3 separate regions of the Homo sapiens genome follow, and regions 2 and 3 are each linked to region 1. A link is a contact called in ENCODE Hi-C or POLR2A ChIA-PET data. All regions are on one chromosome and are shown on one strand. Each heading gives the region's core, a stretch centred on a gene start or an enhancer-like site at or near the end of the contact. The rest is flanking DNA. Distances are from core to core; before and after follow the strand shown. Region 1 has its middle 72 kb from the start of LINC02003. Region 2 overlaps LINC00673 (long intergenic non-protein coding RNA 673). Region 3 overlaps LINC00673 (long intergenic non-protein coding RNA 673).

The links. A loop is a pair of places that touch in the nucleus more often than their neighbours do. ChIA-PET counts read pairs that join two places held with the same protein, here RNA polymerase II (POLR2A). Pooled maps may share reads with other maps.
Region 2: a loop to region 1 is called in a map of PC-9, with 4 times the contacts of the local background. The contact joins two enhancer-like sites. A Hi-C loop is called at or near these places in 1 of 168 maps with a recorded cell type or tissue (PC-9) and 2 of 50 pooled maps. POLR2A ChIA-PET finds 5 or more read pairs at or near these places in 2 of 52 experiments (MCF 10A and Panc1).
Region 3: a loop to region 1 is called in a map of heart left ventricle, with 5 times the contacts of the local background. The contact joins two enhancer-like sites. A Hi-C loop is called at or near these places in 5 of 168 maps with a recorded cell type or tissue (PC-9, colonic mucosa, heart left ventricle and 2 more), 6 of 37 single-sample maps with no recorded cell type and 3 of 50 pooled maps. POLR2A ChIA-PET finds 5 or more read pairs at or near these places in 1 of 52 experiments (HEK293).

The regions. Positions count from the first base shown.
Region 1 is chr17:72,268,768-72,272,858 of GRCh38, forward strand. No RefSeq gene overlaps it. Among named protein-coding and RNA genes, the nearest start is that of LINC02003, 72 kb to the right of the region's middle. Within about 2 kb of position 1,914, at least 2 of the 41 ENCODE cell types and tissues checked have a DNase peak (open chromatin) inside an H3K27ac peak, as active enhancers do.
Region 2 is chr17:72,463,875-72,467,965 of GRCh38, forward strand. The region is part of intron 1 of LINC00673 (long intergenic non-protein coding RNA 673); the gene reads right to left. Among named protein-coding and RNA genes, the nearest start is that of LINC02003, 120 kb to the left of the region's middle. RefSeq lists an enhancer at 1,625-1,834. Within about 2 kb of position 1,742, at least 12 of the 41 ENCODE cell types and tissues checked have a DNase peak (open chromatin) inside an H3K27ac peak, as active enhancers do.
Region 3 is chr17:72,419,652-72,423,742 of GRCh38, forward strand. LINC00673 (long intergenic non-protein coding RNA 673) reads right to left here. Exons shown (of 4, transcript NR_152516.1): 3 at 1,049-1,415. Among named protein-coding and RNA genes, the nearest start is that of LINC02003, 79 kb to the left of the region's middle. RefSeq lists enhancers at 1,296-2,495, 1,886-1,945, 1,996-2,125, 2,739-3,148, 3,229-3,538. Within about 2 kb of position 1,685, at least 15 of the 41 ENCODE cell types and tissues checked have a DNase peak (open chromatin) inside an H3K27ac peak, as active enhancers do.

The sequences.
Region 1 (4,091 bases), core at 664-3,163:
ATTCTAATTCTTCTGAAAAAGAGAAATCACTCCACCAGGATCAAACTTTCCCTTCAGATCCCCCTGAATGCCCAGTACTAACCCAGGACCCAGCAATGTGTTTAATTAATCTTCCGAGATCATGAATCTCTTCTGGGCCCAGAGTGTTTTATTTGGAAACTTGATTTAATTACATTTTACTTTGACTTTCTCAGGGACATCCATGAACCATCCATGAAATTCCCCAGAGGATACTGTTTGTTATTATCAGCTCCCTCTACTCTTGGCCTCCACTACTACTGGCAGTCTATAAACTACACTGCACCTGGCTGTAAACCACCACCCACTTTATCCCCAGAAGGAAAAACAGCAATGGATTGCAAAAATCTTGGCGTCATTTGCAAACCCCCTGTAGCGCTTATTCATATTCAAATCATTTCATCCAGAGCTCATCTAATGGGCAAAATAGAGGAGATGAAACAATTCGCATTAGGGTCAACCTCAGAGACCACCAGAACCAGTAATCCCCAGGGAGAGTCACCAACACATCTGACCAGGTAAGACTGCCCAACCTCCAGACGGCCTACTAGCTTCTTCAACAAGTGAACAAGCAGCTCTTCTCCTGGGAGCATCTGGGCTGAGTTTATCAGCAACTGGTGTTTTAATGCACTGGTGAAAAGTGCAATTTGAACATAAGAGAGCCACAATTTGGTCTCAGGAGCAAATTCAAACATAAGCATGCATGCTTTAAATGGATGCTCAAGCTTCAGGATGCCTTGCATGTCAGACCTGGCCTTATAAACATTTCTATAAACCTGAGCTTTATGATCAGTTTCCCCAGTTCTTTTCTTAAACAAACACCAAAGGTACCCCTTAGTACTTCTCCCCTGGCTTTTGACCTTTCGGGACACCAAGTTGTGGCTAGGACCCGAAGCCACAGAGGCAGTACCAGAGTGGTTCCTCCCAGGAACCATGGAGGCTTTCTCGGCCTCAGTTTCCACATTTGTATAATTGAGTCAATAAGATGGTCTATCTCATAAAGAAGCTGTGAGGAGTGAGCAAGAGAATTTACACAACATGGAGTCCAACAGACAGTAACACTCAATAAATAATAAAAACAGGCTGGGTGCAATGGCTCAGGCTTGTAATCCCAGCATTCTGGGAGGCTGAGGTGGGCGGATCACCTGAGGTCAGGAGTTCAAGACCAGCCTGGCTAACATGGTGAAACCCCATCTTTACTAAAATTACAAAAATTAGCCGGGCATGGTGGCATGCGCATGTAATCCCAGGTACTCAGGAGGCTGAGGCAGGAGAATCGCTTGAACCCAGGAGGCGGAGGTTGCAGTGAGTCGAGATTGCGCCATTGCACTCCAGCCTGGGCAACAAGAGCGAAACTCTGTCTCAAAAAAACAAAACAAAACAAAACAAAACAAAAACAAAAAGGAAAACCTGTCCCCCGACCCTGATACCCTCTCTTTTTCCTTCTATCCCTAAAGCTAATTAAAGTAACGTGTTAAACACTAGAGAGGTCTGTTTACAGGCAGTAATGAGAAACCCACAATCATGGAGGTATTTTAAGTGAAATAGGCCATTTCATCTCATTGATGGAGATGCAGGAAAGGGTGGAGCTGTTGGGGAGGGTGGATATGCATAGGCCAGTTTGATCTGGGGGCTTGAATCAGAGGGAAGGCATTAAGAGCCATTTTAGTAGCTATAGGCGGATCAGATGAGATTCAGCTCAACACCTCTTAACTAGGGAGATGCTGACTCAGTTGATGAAAACTGGAAAAACTGAATAGGAAAAAATGAATCCCATCGGGCTGCCTCCTTCTGCACGTTGGCTGCAAGGCTAAATGCATCACAGGCTTCCAATAAATATGAACTAATCATCAAATTTAAGAGCGAGGAAATCATTGTTCTCCCCAGCCTGGCCGTTTGCCCAGCTGCTGCTCAGAGGGTGATGAGTTGCTTTTTATCTGACAGTGGATCTCCCCTTTGCCCAGAGAAACTATTAGGAACCCAACCAGCTGGAAGACTTTCTCAGCAGTGTTTGCTTGGACTGTGTTCCTCCTTTTCCAGTACAATCCTCACACCGCACCCTAGGGAATCTCACCCTTGACATTTTTTTTTTTAAATAAGCAACTTGATTTGCTCCAATTTCCCTAAGGATCAAAGTAGAAAAGAGTTCACTTTTGGCTTCCAGGACCATAGTGCCAGGAATGGAGTTATATTAAAATCGGTTAGAGCCTAGGAAGGACCAGAGGAGAAGGTTTTCCCTCTTCTTTATCCCCTCTCCCCACAAAAGAACAAGTGCCACTAGTTCCTTAAGTGAGGAGCATCCTGGGAGTTCCATGTTGACTCAAACCTGGAGTCAGAAGGTCCTGGGCCACCTACAATGGATTTATTCCCTCTGCATTCAGTATCCCCACAGTCTTCTTCTGGTTAGTTCCTGCTTCCTCTTCCTGTTGAGTTGCTCCCTGAATGTCAAAAACGGGGTTTATTATCAGAGCTGGCAAAGAAGTCGAGTGTCTCAAAAAATAGGGGTCAAAATGCTTTTTAAAGGTAATTATAGAAACTCTTTGTTTCTTAGCTGTCTCTGCGCCATAGATGCTTCCAAAATATGAAAAATAGGCCAGGCGTGGTGGCTCATGCCTATAATCCCAGCACTTTGGGAGGCCGAGGTGGGAAGATCACTTGAGCCCAGGAGTTCAAGAACAGCCTGGGCAAAATAGTGAGACTCCATCTCTATAAAAATAAATAAATAAATAGTCAGGCATAGTGGCGCACTCCTGTCGTCTCAGCTACTCAGGAGGCTGAGGTGGGAAGGATTGCTTGAGCCTGGGAGTTCAAGGCTGCAGTGAGCTCCGATGGTGGCACTGCCCTCAAGATGCTGTCTCCAAAAAAAAAAAAAAGAAAGAAAAATGAAGAATTCCTGACAAAAGCATTTTATTTCTAAAGAAAAAATATGACCTAAGCAATTTTAAAGACCAGGAGAAAGGGTATCCACATATCCCAAATATGCTAAGTAAATCTCAAAAGAAGAGATTGAGGCCAAAGATCTTTTTTGCTTACTCAGATTTTTCCCTAGGCCCAGTTCACTTTTTGTTTGTTCTAAGCTATGGGGACACTCAATTCCAAGCCAACCAAAGGCAGAAAAATCTCAGTAACAGAAACATTTGAAGAAATAGAGCACTTTACAGAGAAATCATCAAGAATTTCCTTTGACAATTTCACCAAATATAATTAAAATTCACCAACTTCAAACTTTTCCTATACACATGGATTTCTGGCACCTGTCTATTGTAAATGTAAGACACACATCTACAGAAGTTGTAACTTTTCTGGCGTTTTATCTTTGGAAAAGAATACCCTGTCTTGATTATACTCAATAAGAGAATTAAGTTTATATTTCAGGCCGGGCGTGGTGGCTCATGCCTCTAATCCTAGCACTTCAGGAGGCCAAGGCAGGCAGATCTCTTGAGCTCAGTTCTAGACCAACCTGGGCAACATGGCAAAACCCCATCTCTACCAAAAATACAAAAAATTAGCAGAGCATGGTGGTGCATGCCTGTGGTCCCAGGAACTCAAGAGGTTGAGGTAGGAGGATCCCTTGAGCCTGGGAAGTTGAAGTTGCAGTGAGCCAAGATCATGCCACTGCACTCCAGCCTAGGTGACAGAGCGAGACCCTGTCTGAAAAAAAAAAAAAAAAAAAAGTTTATATTTCACAAACGTATTACTAGTCCAGAGAGACTGTGAAGAAGTGCAGAGTGGAGAACTTGACTAGTGGAGAACTGACTCCATCAGATTCCACCAGCGTTACCTTCTGGATTCCCTTCCTAATTCCCATCTTGGTGTGGCTCACAGAACTCTGACAAGTGAGATTCTGATCCTGCTTAAAGGCTGCCTGTCCTTCTTTAGGAGAGCTCCAGAAATCCCTGTATGGGTATTCACTGGGCCAATCTTTCTGCATGTAGGTAAGTTTGATGCCTCAAGTGTGCAGCCTAGAAGTCCAAGTTAGAAAAGCAATACAATAAAATAGCCAGGAGAATCCAAGACCTCCATTGCTCTCTATATAGGCTTTTGAAGGTCTCCAGCATCAACCCCCAGAGGAG
Region 2 (4,091 bases), core at 492-2,991, 190 kb after region 1:
AGGTAGCTCCCCAGGACCGAAGGATCAGCTGGGCACGTGTGCTTCCTATCTGGGTAGTGCTGGTCATTTCTGTTTGCTGTGGCCACAGTGTGGCCATCCTATCGGCACCTCTACCCAAGAGTGGGTGGAGCAAACAAAACAAAATTCAGTTCCTGGGTATTAGCTTAGCACCCAGTCCACAAACCTCCTCTGCCTCTGAGGAGGTGAGAGGCCCTTAAAGCTACGGGCATTCACAAAGAAACAGGAGGAAATGAGGAATTCACTGGAAATTTTTGCCGTCTATGCTAGGAGGAACATCCCAGGTACCCACAGGGACTATCAACAAGTATCCACCCCAAAAAATAGATTCAATAAAACAATAAACTTACAAATATGAACTTGTAACTGTGGTTTACTATTCTTGGGGAAGTCTGTTTTATTTCTTTTCTTTTATTATTTCTTTGAGACAGGGTTTTCCTCTGTTTCCCAGGCTGGAGTGCAGTGGCACAGTCATGGCTCACTGCAGCCTTGACCTTCAGGGCTCAAGCAATCCTCCTGCCTCAGCCTCCCAAGTGCCTGGGACCACAGGTGTGTGCCACCACATCCAGCTAATTTTCAAATTTGTTGTAGAGATGAGGTCTCACTACATTGCCCAGGCTGGTCTTGAACTTCTGGGCTCAAGTGATCCTCCCGCCTCGGCCTCCCGAAGCGCTGGGGTTATAGGTGTAAGCCACCGCACTTGGCCTGTTTTAAATAAGTGTTGTATACTTGTGTGTGCTGGAAAACAGCTATCCAGAAAACACCACGGATAGACAAGCTTCCCCAACCAAATTGTGTTCCCAGTTCATGCGTTATCCACTGACCCTCATTTAAACTTGGTTTTGGCTCCCTGTGTTTTTCATTTCATTGTTAAGGAGGCATACACTAGATCCTTCCTCTTCTTGGGCTCAGTTATCCACAGAGATACAATATTTTAAAGGTTGTCATGTCCTTGCCTGGCTTATCAAGGAAGTAAGGGACAGCCCAAGGGCTTCCCAGGTAAGGAAAAACAACGGTTTTATAAAGCCACGGCTGGTGACAGTGCAAAAGGAAAGGCTGCTTCCATTGTATCTGGTCATTGGGTTTGCTGTGTGCCTATCAGGTTTATAAAACAAACTGCAGCAGTGAGAGGCTGTGAGTGAGCTCTCTTCCTTCCCCTATTAACTATCTATGCAGTAAGAAGGCCTGATGCACCCATTTAGCTGGGAATAGCTGCCAGAACTTTAAGGCTGATGCCTGGGAGAGAGTCAGTGGGCGGCACCGGGCTGGCTTTCTGAATTCAATCAGAGGTGGCCAGCCCCCTCTAACCATGATCCAAATGTACATGCCAGATGAGGAGCCGTCGTGGTTGAACAGGGAATGTTTCATGCAAATCATGGGTTTGGAGCAGGATTTTGTGGAGGGAGCATCCTTGAGAAAAATGTTGGGATGGCTACGGACTGGCGGGCTATTAGTCACAGAGCCACCACCTCCTCCATGAACGATGAAAGTTCTTACCACCCTGGATGCACAGATCAGCAGTTAATAATGAGGTCTCAGCATGGAGGAGACACATTCTTTCACACACATGCACACACACACATATGCACACCTGCACACACATACATACATACATACAAGCATGCACAAGAAGTCTTAGAGCCCCATCTCCTTTTGGCTGGGATTTTGCATCCTGAGAATCTTGGGTGTTACCCATGGGAACAAGCTCCTCCGAAGCCACACATGGTTGAAACTCCTCTCCCAGTGACAACGACGTCACGTCTCCCAGGCACTGGCTCCCTTGGGAATGTGTGAGTTGCTCCCCTGGGGCAAAGAGCAGCTGCTCGGGGTGACTCATAAATTGTGCTCTCAGCCCTGTCACCCACTGTGCCTCCCGTCCATTACTCAGCCTTCTCCCTGCGCTTGTTCCTATGGCTGCCCCTCAACCCAGCTCACCGCTGCTCCCAGCTCGCTCGGCACTCTGCAAGGATTGGCATTTGCTTCGGGCAGACTCTTCTCTGTCCCTGCCTTCTCTCCTCCATGAGACCCAAGGCAACACAATTTGCCCTTTGAGGAGTTGGGAGTGGGAGCAGAGATCGGGGTGACAGGGGACAGAGAGATAAAGGCAAGAAAAGAATGTTCCCTTCGTTGAAAAACAGTTCAGCTCCAGGGTCACCTCTTTGAAATCATCAGTGACACCTCACTCTGCGTACTCCCCTCAAACACAGCCCCTAGGCATTGCTTCTTCTAGGATCTGGGATTTTTGACACTGAAGGGTCCTGGCTGCCTTAAATCCTTTCTAGAAGAAAGTGGAATGAGGCAGAGTATAAACAGACAAATACACCCAACAGGTGAAATAAAACTTGAGCTTCTTAAGCAATGCTCTGTTTCTACAGGCAGCTCCCACTTGTGGAAAGGCAGAGGGATGAGGAGGGTGGACATGAGTCAAGCCTCCCCCTTCCACTCCCCACTGTCAACCCCCACCCTGACCCATTCAACAGCCTAGGGAGTTCCCTGCTTAAGGGAATCTTAGAACACACACCCTCTGCAAATACCTACAGCCTGTGTACTGAAACTTAGAGATTACTTCTGAAAAAGTGACATCATCAACAGTACAGGATTCTCAAAAACTCAGTCCCTGTTTCCTTTTTACTTCTGTTATTTTAAAATACCAAAGATACTTGCATTTTCTTCTTTTCCAACTGTTAGTGAACTCTATTCCAATCAGCATTAAGCCCAGCAATTTTTGTACTAGGTACCTACTCCTACACTCCCTGTTTAATAATCAGTCATCTAGAATAGGGACTGGCAAGCTTTTTCTGTAAAGGACCACAGAGTAAACATTTTCAACTTTGTGGGCCATGACATCTCCATCGGAGCTACTCAACTCTGCCATTGTAGCATGAAGCACCCATAGACAATAAGCAAATGAACAGGTATAGCTGAGTCTCAATAAAACTTTATTCATAGACTTGGAAATTTACATTTCATATAATTTTCACATGTCACAAAATATTCCTTTTTTTGATTTTAACTTTTAATGTGGAAAGGATTCTTAGCTCACGAGCTGTACAAAAACAGGTGGCAGGCCGGTCTTGGCCCACAGACTGTAGTTAGCCAACTCCTGGTCTAGAATCAAATATTTAAATGGAAACCCTGAGAGAGCTCTTTCTTTTGAAAAGAATATGATAATCGTGATAATAGCTCCCATGTATTGAGCACTTGTTCCATGAAAGAACTTGACATGGAAAAACGGCTTTTCATCCTCATATTAACATATGAGACAGGTAAATATTTTCTCTGTGTTTTGTGGAGGTAGTCACTGAAACTGATGAGAAGAAAATTAACTCACCAGGTTCACTGCAGCAAGGATTGGAACCTGAAGTGCAATTCCAGACAGAGATACGGGATGCACGGGTTCAGCATCCTTAAAAACACAGATTCCTGTATGTTAAGGAGGTGATGAGAAGGAGGTGTCTGGGGAGCCACCCCATGGGATTTATATCACTTGTTCAGAAAAACCTTCCATCAAGGCTACCATGAAGGAGTAGTCTTCCTGCCCAACTCCTAAACATTTCGCTCAAGTGAAACACAGCTCAGATGGACTCCAAGAACCCTTTAGAACTGGGGAGAGGGAGGAGAGTGGATGCATTTGACAAATGGTTAAGGGCCACCTTGTACTGGGGGTCATAGAAGGTACTGAACGGTGATTGAGAAGCCAACTGCAGGGATGTGAGCCTTGGCTCATTATTTTTGGCTCTGGCAGATGCCTGGGCCCCCTGCCCCTGTGAGTACTACCCCAGGATGCCCAGAAGCAGGGTTCTGTCTCCACGTACTACCCCCAACAGGAGGTCTCTGCGTCCAGCAGCCTCCGCTTCCAAATATTCCCCATTTCTGCTCTTCCTCTAGGCCCAGCCCTCCCCACTGTCAGCCTCCAAGGTCCAGGCTGGAGGCAAAATGTCCCAGAGCTGAGTCTGCTGCCACCCAGAGAGAATTCTATTCAAAATGAGGGCCCTGGGAAAGAGTTGGGTGGCTGCTTTCAGTTCCTCTTAGGCCCGATGCCTGATTTCTTTTCCATTCTGGGCACCAAGGCT
Region 3 (4,091 bases), core at 435-2,934, 150 kb after region 1:
AACATGGTGAGACCCCATCTTCAATTTTTTTAAAAAGCAGCAGCAGAAGCAGCAGGTGATAAACCAGGGCAAATCCTATGCCAGGAGACACCTAAATCAGCACCCCCAATGGTTATGTGACCTGAGAAAGGAACTCCATGCCACCAGAATGTCTAGATGAGCAGTTGGAGGGTCCCTTGGCAAAACCTAAGAGATGGGGTTCTGGGATCTATTTTTGCGCCTGCCCAACCCACTAAGAAAGGGAGAGAAGGCAGAGGAGCTGCTCTCTGCAGCTGCCAAGGGCAGGCTGTCTGCTCATGCTGGAGCCCAGACAAAGCACACCCACCCGGTGGTGATTTATCAGCCGTGGGAGGCCCAAGAAGCTCTTAAGCCGCAGGTGGGTGCCTGTAAAGCCACCCTCCCTGGGGAGCACAGACCTCAGGCCTTGCTCTGCTGCTAATCACCATAAGCACCCCGGTGCCTCAACCCCGATCTGGGTGGCCCTTAACCACTCCCAAAGCCCTGTCACATGCTCAGTGATCTCAGCCGGCCTCACATAAACCCTGTCAAGTAAGCAGGACAGGTGTTGTTATTATTCCCACTTTACAGATGGGGAAAACTCTGGGGGAGCAGTTCGATGGCTTGCTCAGGGCCACCCAGGGAGCACATGTCCCAATTCCTCCCATAGACTAGGCAGGCAAGTGGCATCGCCACTCCCTCTGTGCTGCCTGCCAGCACTTGAGGGTTTTACAAAGGTGGCAACAAATACCAGGGATGTCTCTTCCCCCTGGGCCCTGGGTCCCTTTTTGGACACTGGGGAGCCTGACTCACTAAAACTCCTGTGTCTTTCTGTTCAATCATCCTCCCTCCTCCTGCTTGACAGTTTGGAAGTGGAGGGGCAGGGCCCTGGCAGGAGTAGACATAGCTTGTGCCCAGGCTGAGCCTCCCCCAGGAGCAGTAAAACATGCCTTTTGGGATCTGAGAGGAGAAGCTGCCCATTCTGTACTTTTCCAGACGTGGAGAAAGAAAGGAGAAGGCAGAGCAGATTTGAACTCCTGGCTCAACTCACCAGCCCTGTAGAGGTCCTCAGAGATGAGCCTTGTATTTCACTAAGCAGCCCCAGGAAGCGGTTTGGGGGACTTCAGAGCAGAATGGAGCAAGAGGAACACTGCCCTTGTTGGGGGCCGGAAGTCGGTGGGGTGTGAGTTAGTGATCCTCAGGTCAAGGGCCTCCACGGGAGGATGGGACCCCTGGACCCACATAACCCACGCTTCCCAAAGGCCTTCACTGCAGATTCGACGGAGCCGCAGGAACCAGGACTCAGGAGGTGGCACCTGCAGGGCCGGGAGGAGAGGGACATGCAAATGAGGCCAGGCCATCCACAGCCCACTCCTCCTGGAAGCCCAGAGTCTGGCTGGCAACTTGAACCTGATCTTCTAAACAGGACAAAAAAAGAAAAAAAAGTTGTGATTTCCCCTGACCAACCCATTTCTTTTTCCCCCTTCCCCAACCCCTGTGGAATTTGCACCCTCAAGAGGCACCTGGGGAGCCACCAGCAACTAAGAGTTCAAGGGGCTCCTCTGCATTTGGGGTCAGGCAGAGAGGAGCCACAGCAAGGGAAGGTGAGTGGACAGTTGCAAGCTGTGAAAAGCCAAGTTGCCTCCAGGCATCTAGGCCTGCGTTTGGTTCCCATGACACTCTTACTGGCAGCGTTAATAACTAACCACGTCCCAGACAGGTGCTGGCGGCCTAGCCTTAGGAGTTCTTGTTCAGGGCTGGAAATGAGTCACTTCCCTTTTATAGTTTGCTAGGAGACTGAGTCACCCAGGGGCCGACCCTTTCACACAAGTTCTCACACCCTGGCCAACTAATATCCATGTTCATACCCTAGACCTACCCATCTACCAGGTCAGCCAGGCCCAGTGGGGCTGACCCTCATGGTCTATGTCAAACAGCATCCCCAGGAGTGACCCAGTCCCTGCCTTTTCCCTTTGTCCCCCTACTCTCTCAATGGAGATGGCCCACTCACTGTCCCAAGAGGCAGCTCCTGCCTGGGCAGCTGTCTGAGAAGGACAGAGTCTGACAGGTAGGCGCCCATGCCCAAGGCCCAGTTAGATCCACCTCATCTTTGACCTTACTCTAAACATTGCTCTCATACGTCCTCAATCCTCTGTTTGGAAACCAAAAACACCAGAAGTGGAAAGTTCCAGAGCTGATGAACTAAAGGACAAAACTGCGATGCAGCAAGTCAGCTTCAACCCTCTCGGGAAGGGCAGAGGCTGAAAGCAGGTAAACTGAGGCCTGTGACTGTTAATACACTCCCCTACTTCAGGAGTCAGGTGGGAGGCAGGAGAGGTAGGTCATCGAGTCCAAGGCTCTGAGCACCCACATTCGTCAGGTGGCTCTGGTGTCAGTCTCTCAGGACTAATCTCCTGATAGACAACAAATAAACATCATTAGAGAAAACAAGCTCATATGCATTTTTCAGTAACCCTTCTTTCCCCACTCTCGTATGGCCTCTCTTATGTTTGCCAGCAGGTGGGTACCCATGCCCAAGACCCAGTGACATCCATCTCACCTTTGACCTTTACCCTAAACATTGCTCTCATAACTCCTCAACCCAAGGGGTGCATTTGGTCTTTTTTAATTTAAAAAATTAATTTTTCTTAATTAAAAAAGAGTGTATGTAAGAGAAAAAGAAATAATGAAACTAAAAAACAGGAGGTTAAAAAAAAAAAAACCTCCCCGAAATAGTTTGGGGATTTACTTTTTTTTTTTTAATCCTCAGAAAGTCCCTCTTGCTACCTGGTTTCTAAAACAGACAATCAACAGAGATGACATCAGATTAAACAGCACTGGGTGTCTCACTGCCAGGGGCTCCAGGCAGGTGTGAGACTGACAGGTTGAGAAAAGATGACACTATTTCTTCCCTTAGAAGATGAAAACCAAGGAGGAGAAATGACAGCAGAGGCTGAGCCCCGGGTGTGGTGGGAAACGTGACACCCTGCCAGCCGTTGGCCTTTTGGGTGAACTCTGCTCGCTCCTCTGCATGGGACGACACTGCAACCCGGCGCTTGTTAGTTCCCCCATCTCTCAGGTATCACAGCCAAACTCACCCCAAGGGCTCAGAAAGCTCAGCCTGTGGCTGTCTCACCTCCACAGAGCCCCCTGGACTTTCCAAGCCTGCATTTTGAACTCTGTTGGCTGCGGCCGTGGCTTTCACTTGACCTCTGCAGAGAGAGAGGGGCTTTCCCTGGGACACACGTCTTGCACATAGCAGCTAAGAGCGCCAGCCAAGCTTCGTCGATAGCACCAAGGGTCCAGATGCCAGGAGAGAGACTCCACCCCCAGAGGTGGCTCAAGAGTCCAAGTGAGTCATGAGGTCTGACCAGCGACCATAATGTCCCAGGGTGAAGTGGGAGGCCTGGAGATGGAGCCCGCTGCAGGGACAGGAACCACAGTGACTCACAGTTGGACCCCGAGGGGAAGTTCCATCTGCAAATCCTCTAAATGGCTCTGGTCCCCGGGTGAGCTCATCTGCACTGCCGCTGACACTCAGAACCAGGACTGGCTTCTTTCTCCCAGGGCCCGGGTTTTTCACTCTCAATTATGGTTATGGCAGAAACCAACATTCGAGCCGCAGCACCTCTCCCCTACCCGCCACACACACACACACACACACGATGGATGGACCTGGGGAGACAGCGTGTCCTCCTGGAGCGTCAGAGTTTTCACCTTTAAAAACAGTCCTTCCTCCTAATGATCTCACCACAGAAGCTCTTGGAGCTATATGGTAGGGAATGTGACAGTTCTTTAAAAGGAAGTATGTGAAATCCACACAAGGCAGTAACATTGTAATATCACTGTTTAAAACTTTGGCTCCAGGGACCTGGCCATGAGGCTACCATCTTGCTCCATCTCCCTGGGCCATTGGTCTGGGAGCGGAAGAATGCAAGGCATTGGGGAGGAAAGTGTCCATGTTGCCCAGGAGCCTGGCGGGATCACTCAGAAACACACTCAACCTTGGGAGAAACACACAGGTAAAGACCCCACCACTCCCATTGCCCTTTCCTGCTCTAAGCGCTTCCAGCAGACTGCAATATGTCCACAAT